Regions from separate parts of the Mus musculus genome. Here region 1 is linked to region 2. A link is a loop called in an ENCODE intact Hi-C map of the cell type or tissue named here. Cell type or tissue: left cerebral cortex. All regions are shown on one strand. Each heading gives the region's core, and the rest is flanking DNA. Links, peaks and the distances in the headings are about the cores only.

Region 1 (3,799 bases), core at 1-2,500, 120 kb before region 2:
AAGTGGAAGCTTGCTTTTTTACTTATGTTGTTGTTTTGAGGAAGCCTGCCTGCAATCCTAATTCAGTTGGTATCTCAGGTGTACACCACCATCTGACACCCAACAGAAATATAAAAATGCCCTAGGTGTACTGAAAAGAAACTATACGACAAAACTGTATTTCGCTTTACAAGTACACTATCTTCTTTAGAGAAGACTATACAAAGGGTCTCTTAACTAAATCTTCACACGCAGTAAAGCCATCCTTGTAGATAAGATTCTAGATTCTATTACCTAAGAAATAGGACGCCAAAGTGTTCAAGCATCATAATCAAGAAATGTTTGCCAGGTTTTCACTTTCAGGTTAAAAAACAAAACTGCTGTCACCTCAACAACGGGACCAGACAAACCTTGCCACCATTACAAAACCCAAGCGCCAAAGGTGCAGAATATGAAGCTCATCGCTCTACTGGGCCAGAATTGAGTGTCCAAGGAGGAGGGAAAACAAAAAACAAAAATAATATCAAAACCGGGAATGCAACGCGGGTCTCCTCCGCGGATCGAAGCGGGGAGACGCGCGGTAGGCCCTTCCGGTCCGAGTTGCCGTCACCGATAGGCCGGGCGATGGGCCGAGCTTCCACCCGAGCCCGAGGATTCTCGGCCTACACGAGCCGGCGCCCTGACGCCGGCGTCGGCCTTTGCGGCGCCTCGGACTATGCACCGTGGTTTGCAACAGAAGCCCGGGACGCCACCGAGTGTCCTGGAGGAGCTGCGCGGAACGCCGAACCTAAGCAGGCCGACCGAGGACGCGGCAACGGCAGAGGAGGCCGTGGCCGCCCCTCCCCCACCGGGCCGCCCGCCCCAACCGCCGCGGCGACGCGAGCAGCCTTCTCCGCGCCAGGCCCAACCGCCGGGCCAGCCGAGGCCAAGCGAGGCGGCCTCCAGGAGCTCCGCCCGGCCTGCCCTCCACCACGACCGCGAGAAGCCGCCCGGGGCCCGTTACTCCGCGCGCCGCCACCGGTCAGGACGCGCCGCCCTCGGGCTGGAGCGACCAACGACAGCGGGAGACCGCGGAGCAGAGACTTACTCAGGGGTCGGGTGCTCGGGATCGTAGAAATCCCCCATCTTCGGTGGCGGCTGCTGCGACGGCAGCGGCTTCATGAGGAGCGGCTGGAGGCGGCGACGCTAGCCCCCTCCCCGCGGCAGGCCGATGCGGGGGAGGGGACCGGAGGGGAGGCGGCCGCTGGTCCGATCGCGGCGGCGGCAGGGGCGGCCGGCGTCGCTGGCTGGCTGGCTGGCCCGCCCGCCCGCTCTCTCGCTCTCTCGCTCGCTCCCTCCCTCCCTCCCTCCCTCCAGCAACCGCCCGCCCGCCGCTCTCACCCTCACACACTCACTCCCGAAGCGACGCGCACCCCGCCCGCCCTGCAGCCTTGCAGGCCCAGCCCCTTAAAGAGACACGCACAGGGCAGCCCACCGGCCGCCAGTCGGCGCGCCAGCACCACCGACCCTGGCAGGGGCGGGGTACAACCCGCCGGCCAGGCCAGGCCTAGCCTGCGGCCTCCCGGAACAATAAGTCCCGGGGCCGAGTGTTGGAGGCGGGTCCCGGAGCTGGAGGGGAGCCACCGCTGCCCCTCCCTGGACAGCGTCCGTCCCGGGAACAGCCCAAGGCCGTCAGGACACCCGCCTTCATCCTTCGAAGCCCTGGGAGAGCCTGGCCTCCGGGCACTGAGGTAGCGCAGCTGCCGCCCTCGCCCGCTTGCTCCTTTATTCGGTCTCTCTCGCCCCTTCAACTGGCTCTCGGCCGCGCACCGAAAACCAAGCTAAGCAGGGGCTGCTTCTCAGCCTGGGCTTCTCGGACACGCCCTCCGCCCGCCAGCCTCCCGCAGCCCCCACCACCGTGTTCCCACCGAAACCACCTCACCGCGGTATTCTGCCCTCGCCCTAAAAGTCAGAGAGGCTATGTTTGTTAGACCTGGGGGGGGGGGGTGGTCCTGAGGAAAAGGTTATTAATTAGTCTTACTAAAAAAAAAAAAAAAAGTTAGATTAAACTAGAAACTTTTTATTTCTGGATTAGCAGGATTTCGTGAAACTATTAGCTAATTTACACCTCGCTGAATTTATAGCAGTTGCTTATCATGAAAGTGGCAGATTAGATAGTTGAGATCTTTTGTGGAATTTTCTTTGATTAGCCACTAATTTTTTAATTGGAATCACCAATAAATTGAAATGTGATCTAACAGAATCCTTCACTAGCTAACTTGGCCGTATTGTTTAGACAAACATCTTCTGTAGTTAAGACTTACCCTGAACACTTGAATGCTTCATCCTGCCTACAACCTCTTGGGTGCTGGGATTCTAGGTTTTTTGTTTTGTTTTTCAAGACAGGGTTTTTCCTGTGGCCTAGAACTCAAATCCATCTGCCTCTGCCTCCCATGTGCTGGGGTTAAAGGCGTGTGCCACCACTGCCCAGCCTAAAATGTATTTTTAAAATTGTTTTTATAGGAATGGTATGTGTTGAGCCACACACATGCGCACGTGGAGATCAGAGGATAACAGTGAGTCCATTTTTGTCTCCCATGTGGGTCCTGTAACTTACATCATAAGGCTAGGCAGAAAGTGCCTTTACTCACTGAGCCATCTACCATGCATTTACATTTTTTTTCACTTGTATGTAGGCTAGCAGAATTTTTTTATCATTTTGTTTAGAGGTTAATCTGGATTTTTTTTTTCCTGGTAACTTTTACTCATATCATGGAAGTTCAAGGTCCACCAAAAACAAAACAAAACCCGCTCTAGGTTTCAGTCTCCCACGACCATTTTGTTTTGCATTCATTGGTGAGCTTTCCTTTGTGGCTGAAACTTGCTATGTGCTATACTGACCTCAAACTCAAAATCCTTACCCCAGCTTCCCTGATGCCTGGATTACAGGTGCCAGACACCACAACCTGCTGAAGATGAAAGTTTTGTTGTGAACAGATTCTCTCACTGCTGTGAGGATAAAAGGAGGGACTTGTGAAACCCCGAACTTCCTCTTTTTGATTCTTTTTGAGACAGGGTTTTGTGTATCCCATCTGGCCTTGACCTCAGTAAGTTGGCCAAAGATGACCTTGAACATCTCTCCTCCTCCTGCATCGACCACATAGTAGAGAGGTTACAGGAAGGGAGACAGCACCAGAGCTGGTTTATATGGTGCTGGAGATTGAACCCAAGGCTTCCTAAACACTAGACAAGTACCCACCTAGTAAGAAATATCCCAGTCCATAAAATCCTAAACTTTAAACCAATACCAGCCAATTTCTAGTCCTATGACATTGGGCATGGCTGTTTCTGGGGTTTCTACAGCCTTACCTATTGAAATAGAAGAGTATCACATAGATAATGTTATGAACATTGTACAACAATGCCTTTCATTAAACAACTATCTTTTTTTGTTTTGTTTTTTTGAGACAGGGTTTTTCCTCTGTGTAGCCTTGGCTGCCCTGGAACTCACTCTGTAGACCAGGCTAGCCTCGAACTCAAAATTCTGCCTGCCTCTGCCTCCCAAGTGCTGGGATTAAAGGCATGTGCACCACCACTGCCAGGCAAGTTTGCCTAGAGCGTGAAGCTCTCTTCCTGAGTCTCTAGTGTGCTATCACGCCCAGCTATATTTTGAATATATTGGAGCTCTTTGCCTTAAATGTCACATAAGCCATTGGCAGCCACTTGACATTAGGAAAGGGTTACTTTGCATGGATACTAAGTTGAGAGGAACCTAAGATGAGGTGTATGGGTTTCCCATTTCCTTAATAAAGTAAACAGCTCTCTAACATGAGACAGATGA
Region 2 (5,411 bases), core at 1,353-3,852:
AAAATGAAAAACAAAAAAAGACACTTTCTTGTCGAGTCTGCTGCTCAAGTTCCGTTCCTGGAATCCATATGGTGGAAGGAGAGAACCAACCTTCTCCAGTTGTCCATTGACCTCCACATCCAGGCTGTGATACATGCGGAGCTCCGGCCCCCCCCCCCCAACACACACACATACAGACAAAGGAAACGTAATGCAAAATATAAACTGGAAAAAAAAAAGAAAAAGAAAATAAAAAGGAAGGTCGACTAGACATATTTTGGAATCTGCTGGGCTTTTTCGTGCAGGATTGGAAGCTTGTAGTCAAGACCTGGCAATACTATGGCCTTCGCGCCATCTGCTGGCCAAGTGACCCTAGGTGCCAGGGCTATGTTTCTGGTTCCCCTGGATAGGCTTCCTCAAAGGTACTTGAAAATCTCCTGTTTTGGAATCTTTCCCAGGGAAAAGTGCCCAACATTCTTTAGTTTTTCGAAGGCCCAGGACCGTCTAGAAGGAAGAGGTGCAGACAGGAGTGGCTCCTGTGTTCCCTCCTGGGGCAAATCCATCTTCTTTCCTTTCTCTCTCTCTCTTTTTTTTTTCTTCTTTCTTTCTTTTTGTTTGTTTTTTTGGTTTTTGAGACAGGGTTTCTCTGTATAGCCCTGACTGTCCTGGAACTCACTTTGTAGACCAGGCTGGCCTCGAACCTAGAAATTTGCCTGCCCCTGCCTCCCAAGTGCTGGGATTAAAGGCTGCGCCACCACGCCCGGCATAATCCATCCTCTTTTTAGGTGTAAGGAAAAAGCCTTTCTCCCAAGCTTCAAGAACCTGGATGATGACCGGACGTGGTGGCGCGAAACCCTGTCTCGAAAAACCAAAAAAAAAAAAAAAAAAAAAAGAACCTGGATGATGGCTTGGAAAGGAAGCAATGCAAGGTGGGTGTCCCTGCCCCGGCTCCTGCCCGGGTCCCTGCCCCGGTCCCTGCCCCAGATCCTGCCCTAGCTCCTGCCCCCGCCCTGGCCCCCGCCCTAGCCCCCGGCCCTGCCTCAGCCTTGCTCCAGCTCTTGCCCCAACTCCAGCCCCGACTCCGGCCCCAGCCCCGGCCCCTGTTCTGCTTTGCCAAGTCTGAGACTAAGAGAGTCAGGACAGTCTAACTTTGTCCTCACCCCGCCCCGCCCCCTTTCTTCTCCTGTGCCTGGGCTCTCACAATCTTAGGATGTTTTGGGAGAACACTTTCCTCTTCTCTGCCTCATTCCCTGCTCTGTAAAGATTCAGGATTTTGAGCCAAGGGAGGCATCAGGGAGAAAACACAAAGCTTCCTGTTTGGGGTGGTTTGGAACATTTCCAGAGCTCACAGACAAGTAGGAAGAGAATTCTGGGCCAAGGAATCCTTGTGCCAATTTGATCTGTGAGGTGGTGGTGCATGCCTTTTGATTACAGCTCTCGAGAGGCAGAAGCAGGTGGATCTCTGTGAGTTTGAGGCCAGCTTGGTCTACAGAGCAAGTTCTAGGACAGCCAGAGCGACACAGAGACATTGTCGCCATAACAAACAAACAAACAAACAAACGTAAACAAGTTTAATTTAGCTGTACAGTGAAAGTAACTCTTTTAAAAAAAGATTTATTTATGTATATGAGTACACTGTAGCTGTACTGATGGTTGTGAGCCACTATGTGGTTGCTGGGATTTGAATTCAGGAGAGCAGTCAGTGCTCTTAACTGCTGAGCCATCTCTCCAGCCCAAAGTAACTCATTCTTGACAAGGACTGTTGTTATTAACTGGATCATAGTCACCAATCTGAAATGGCTTTTCAGTGTAGTTTGGTTTGCATTTCTCTGGTTACTGATGAGATGGGTCATCTTTCACATATTTTTGACTGTCCACATAAGTTTCTATCCACATTGTATATATTCTCTCTCTCTCTTTCTCTCTCTCTCTCTCTCTCTGTGTGTGTGTGTGTCTGTGCCTCTCTCTCTGTGTTTCCCTTCCTTTTCCTCCACCTCTTTCTCTTCCTCTTCTCCTAACAACAGTTTCTTTTGAGATAGGGTTTCCTAAGTAGCCCAAGCTGGCCTCAAACCTCAGCCTTCCAAATGATGAGTCTCTGCTTTGTGTCATATCTTGGGCTCATTTTTTTAAAATGTCGTCTTTCTTTCTTTCTTTCTTTCTTTTTTTTTTTTTTTTTTTTTTTTGAGACAGGGTTTCTCTGTATAGCCCTGGCTGTCCTGGAACTCACTTTGTAGACCAGGCTGGCCTCGAACTCAGAAATCCGCCTGCCTCTGCCTCTCGAGTTCTGGGATTAAAGGTGTGCGCCACCACTGCCCGGCAAATGTCGTCTTTCTTGAGGGCAGAGATGTTCACCTGTTTCGTTCAACAGCACCTAAAACATTTTGTGGGATCCTGGTGTGTGTGTGTGGGGGGGGGGGCAAGTAAAGTAGGCTGAATAAATGACCCACCTCCATCCTGGACTCTTACATTCACTTGCTGGGGGCAGTTTGGGTGGTCAACTCCCAAAACCCAGACACAAGTTTCCACATTGGTAACAGGAGGAAGGCTTTCAGTGTGTCTTTAAGGGGCCATGCAGCTTACTGGAAGGAAAGGTCCTGAGAGGACAAGCTGACCTGGCTTAATGTGGTGTTTGCTGCCCCCTGGTGATGGGACTGACTCTTCCCTTGAACCATGGGAGCCTATGTTACCTCTAACTTCCTGCTTTGCTGGGGAAATGGGTAAGTGGGAGGGGAGGATGAGATGGGGCATCCCTTCTACCCCTTCACCTTCCCCGGCCCATCCCACCACCGGCATCAGCATTTGACATCTATGATGGATCTTTTGCTCTCTGACACTTTCATACCAATTACTGTAACTGAGCGTTGAGCTCAGGGCTTCACGTTTGCTAGGGAAGTATGCTACACTTGGGCCTCGTTCCCAGCCTTAAATTCCTGCTAGCTGGCTCATCTAGTCTATTGTACTCTGTTATAGCAACTGTATAGATACCCCAGAACTCACATCTGTGTTTGCAGTAATTTGACTTGAGAAGTACCATTTGGGGCTGGGAATGAATCCACTGGGAATTTATCCATTCTACAGAGGAGAGGGGGGCTAGAGATGGGGCTCAGTGGTGAGAGTGCTTGCCTAACACACAACACACTAGGTTCAAGCTCTGGCACTGCCAAATAAGTAGTGAGGCTCAGGGGAGGGCAGCCAATAGGGATAGGATGCTCAAGATGCAGAGGCGGCTACTTGGCTGTTCTGAATCCTAGAGCTTTCCCTGCAGTGCCACCCTCTGGAATGCCCCTTTGTTACATGGTCTGTCTACAAGAATTAAGACTTCCAAAAAAGAAGAAAAAGAAGAAGAAGGAGGAGGAGGAGGAGGAGGAGGAGAAGAAGAAGAAAGAAGAAAGAAAGAAGAAGAAGAAGAAGAAGAAGAAGAAGAAGAAGAAGAAGAAGAAGAAGAAGAAGAAGAAGAAGGAAGAAGAAGAAGAAGAAGAAGAAGAAGAAGAAGAAGAAGAAAGAAGAAGAAAGAAGAAGAAGAAAGAAGAAGAAGAAGAAGAAGAAGAAGAAGAAAGAAGAAGAAAGAAGAAGAAGAAGAAAGAAAAGTAAAAAAATTAAAGAAAGAACAACAAAAACAAAAACAAAAACAAAAAAAACCCACAAAACAACAAAAAACAAAAACCAAGACTTCCTACTACCCCCTACCCCCTCCCTGTTCTAGCTCACATTGATCCCTTCCTGGCCTCATTTTTGGGATCTAAGCTGTTGCTTCTCTTTGCTCAGCAGGGCTTCCCCTCAGCTGGGACTCACCTGTTGTTCCTGAGTTTTGCAGAAATGGTGTCTGTAATGTTGGTATAGGGGCAGGTTCTAAAGAAGCCCAAGCTGGCCTGGAACTTAATACATAGTCTAGGTGGGGCTTGCCTTCTCACTTGGGGGTCACTTCTCACATGCTGTGATTAAATGAGTGTGCTACCCCCCCCCCCCCCCCGGATAGCTTAGTGAAAGATCTTGTGCGCGCGCACACACACCTTAGTCTTGCAGTAAAGCATATCTAATGTAATCCTTACAATTTTAACCATTTGAAGGCGACAGCTTTTAGGTACACTAGCTATTGTACCACCCCTCCCCCCACCATCCATCTTCAGAGGGTTATAATTCATAATGAAACTCTTCCCACAAACAACTCCTTTTGTTCTCAAATCAATTGCCGTGACAAAAATACCTCAAAATTAAAAGGCATTTTGCCTCATAGCTTCAAGGGTTATCGTAGGGAGGACCTTGATGGCCGAGTTCGCCTCAGAGCATCCAGAAAGCAGAGACACAGAACGGACAGCTGCACTAGCTGGCTTCCGACTCTCAAAAATTAGCTTTATCGTGTCTCTGCATAATGAATTGGGGGGGGGGCACACACAGGCCGTGGTGTACAACTCTGTCCAGCCAGTTTTCAATCCTCCTATCTTTAGGTTGATTCCCAAGATTGTTCCCGTGTTTGTGTGGCAACACCTTAGCTTCCAAATCATCCCCCCAGCTTAACATACTCTTTAAACTTCATTTTTTTGTGTTTTGTTTTGTTTTTTTAAAGACAAGGTTTCTCTGTGTAGCCCTGGCTGTCCTGGAACTCACTCTGTAGACCAGGCTGGCCTCGAACTCAGAAATCCACCTGCCTCTGCCTCCCAAGTGCTGGGATTAAAGGCATGCGCCACCACCGCCTGGCTAAACTTCATTTTAAAAATTATTGTATGTGTATAGGAGTTTTGCTTGGCACATATGTATGTCTGTGTACCACATGTGTGCAGTGCCCACAGAACCCAGAAGAAGACTAAAGGTCTGGAACTGGAGTTATAGACTGCTGGGAACTGCCATGTAGATGCTGAAAATCAAAGCCAGGTCCTCTGGAAGAGCAGCCAGTGTTCTTAACAACCAACCCACCTCTCTAGACCCTAACATACTTTTAGTATGGAAATGTCTGTTACTTCTACAAAGAGGACGTGGGCCCTACCTGGGTCGGGGAAACCCGTCTTGTGAATCCAGAGTCTTTATTCTCGGGCTCTACATTGCCTCTAAATGCATCTGTCCTCATCTTCACACAAACTAGACCTGAAGTCTTGCGCTCCCTTCTACATGTTCCTCCCAATTTCCTCATGTCAGGTAACAGCCTGTCAGCTATCCACCTAAACCAGGCAGAAACTTGGAAATCAACTTTGATCTCATTCCCTAACATGTACCCACCCCAACTTAGGATACTTTTTTTTCAAAATAGTTCTCAGATGTTCCTCAAAGTGCATTATCTACCCACTTTTTTTTTTAAAGCCTTTTTCACCCAAAGCCACAATCACCGGTCTCCTAGAAGACTACAAAAGGTCACTCACTACTTTCTCCGTTTCCTTATTTTTAAAATTTGTTTGAGACAACGTATTGTTATGTTGCCCAGTCCAGCCTTGAAATGACCT

Evidence for each region. Peaks named below come from ENCODE experiments on the same cell type or tissue, not always from the same donor. Only the 100,000 strongest peaks of a DNase experiment are listed, where the experiment ranks them.
Region 1: it touches region 2 in a loop (7-fold over the local background); 11 of 42 quality-filtered maps call a loop at or near these places.

Annotation. Positions count from the first base shown.
Region 1 is chr9:110,530,020-110,533,818 of GRCm38, reverse strand. It overlaps Setd2 (SET domain containing 2), which reads right to left and starts at 1,222. Exons shown (of 21, transcript NM_001081340.2): 1 at 1,067-1,222. The coding sequence starts at 1,140. In left cerebral cortex, for the core only: a CTCF peak has its summit at 1,470; DNase peaks (open chromatin) are centred at 14, 728, 1,433 and 2,457; H3K4me3 peaks cover 2,278 bases; H3K27ac peaks cover 1,952 bases.
Region 2 is chr9:110,408,910-110,414,320 of GRCm38, reverse strand. No RefSeq gene overlaps it. Among named protein-coding and RNA genes, the nearest start is that of Ptpn23, 3.4 kb to the right of the region's middle. In left cerebral cortex, for the core only: CTCF peaks have their summits at 2,622 (motif pointing left) and 3,244 (motif pointing left); DNase peaks (open chromatin) are centred at 2,614 and 3,209.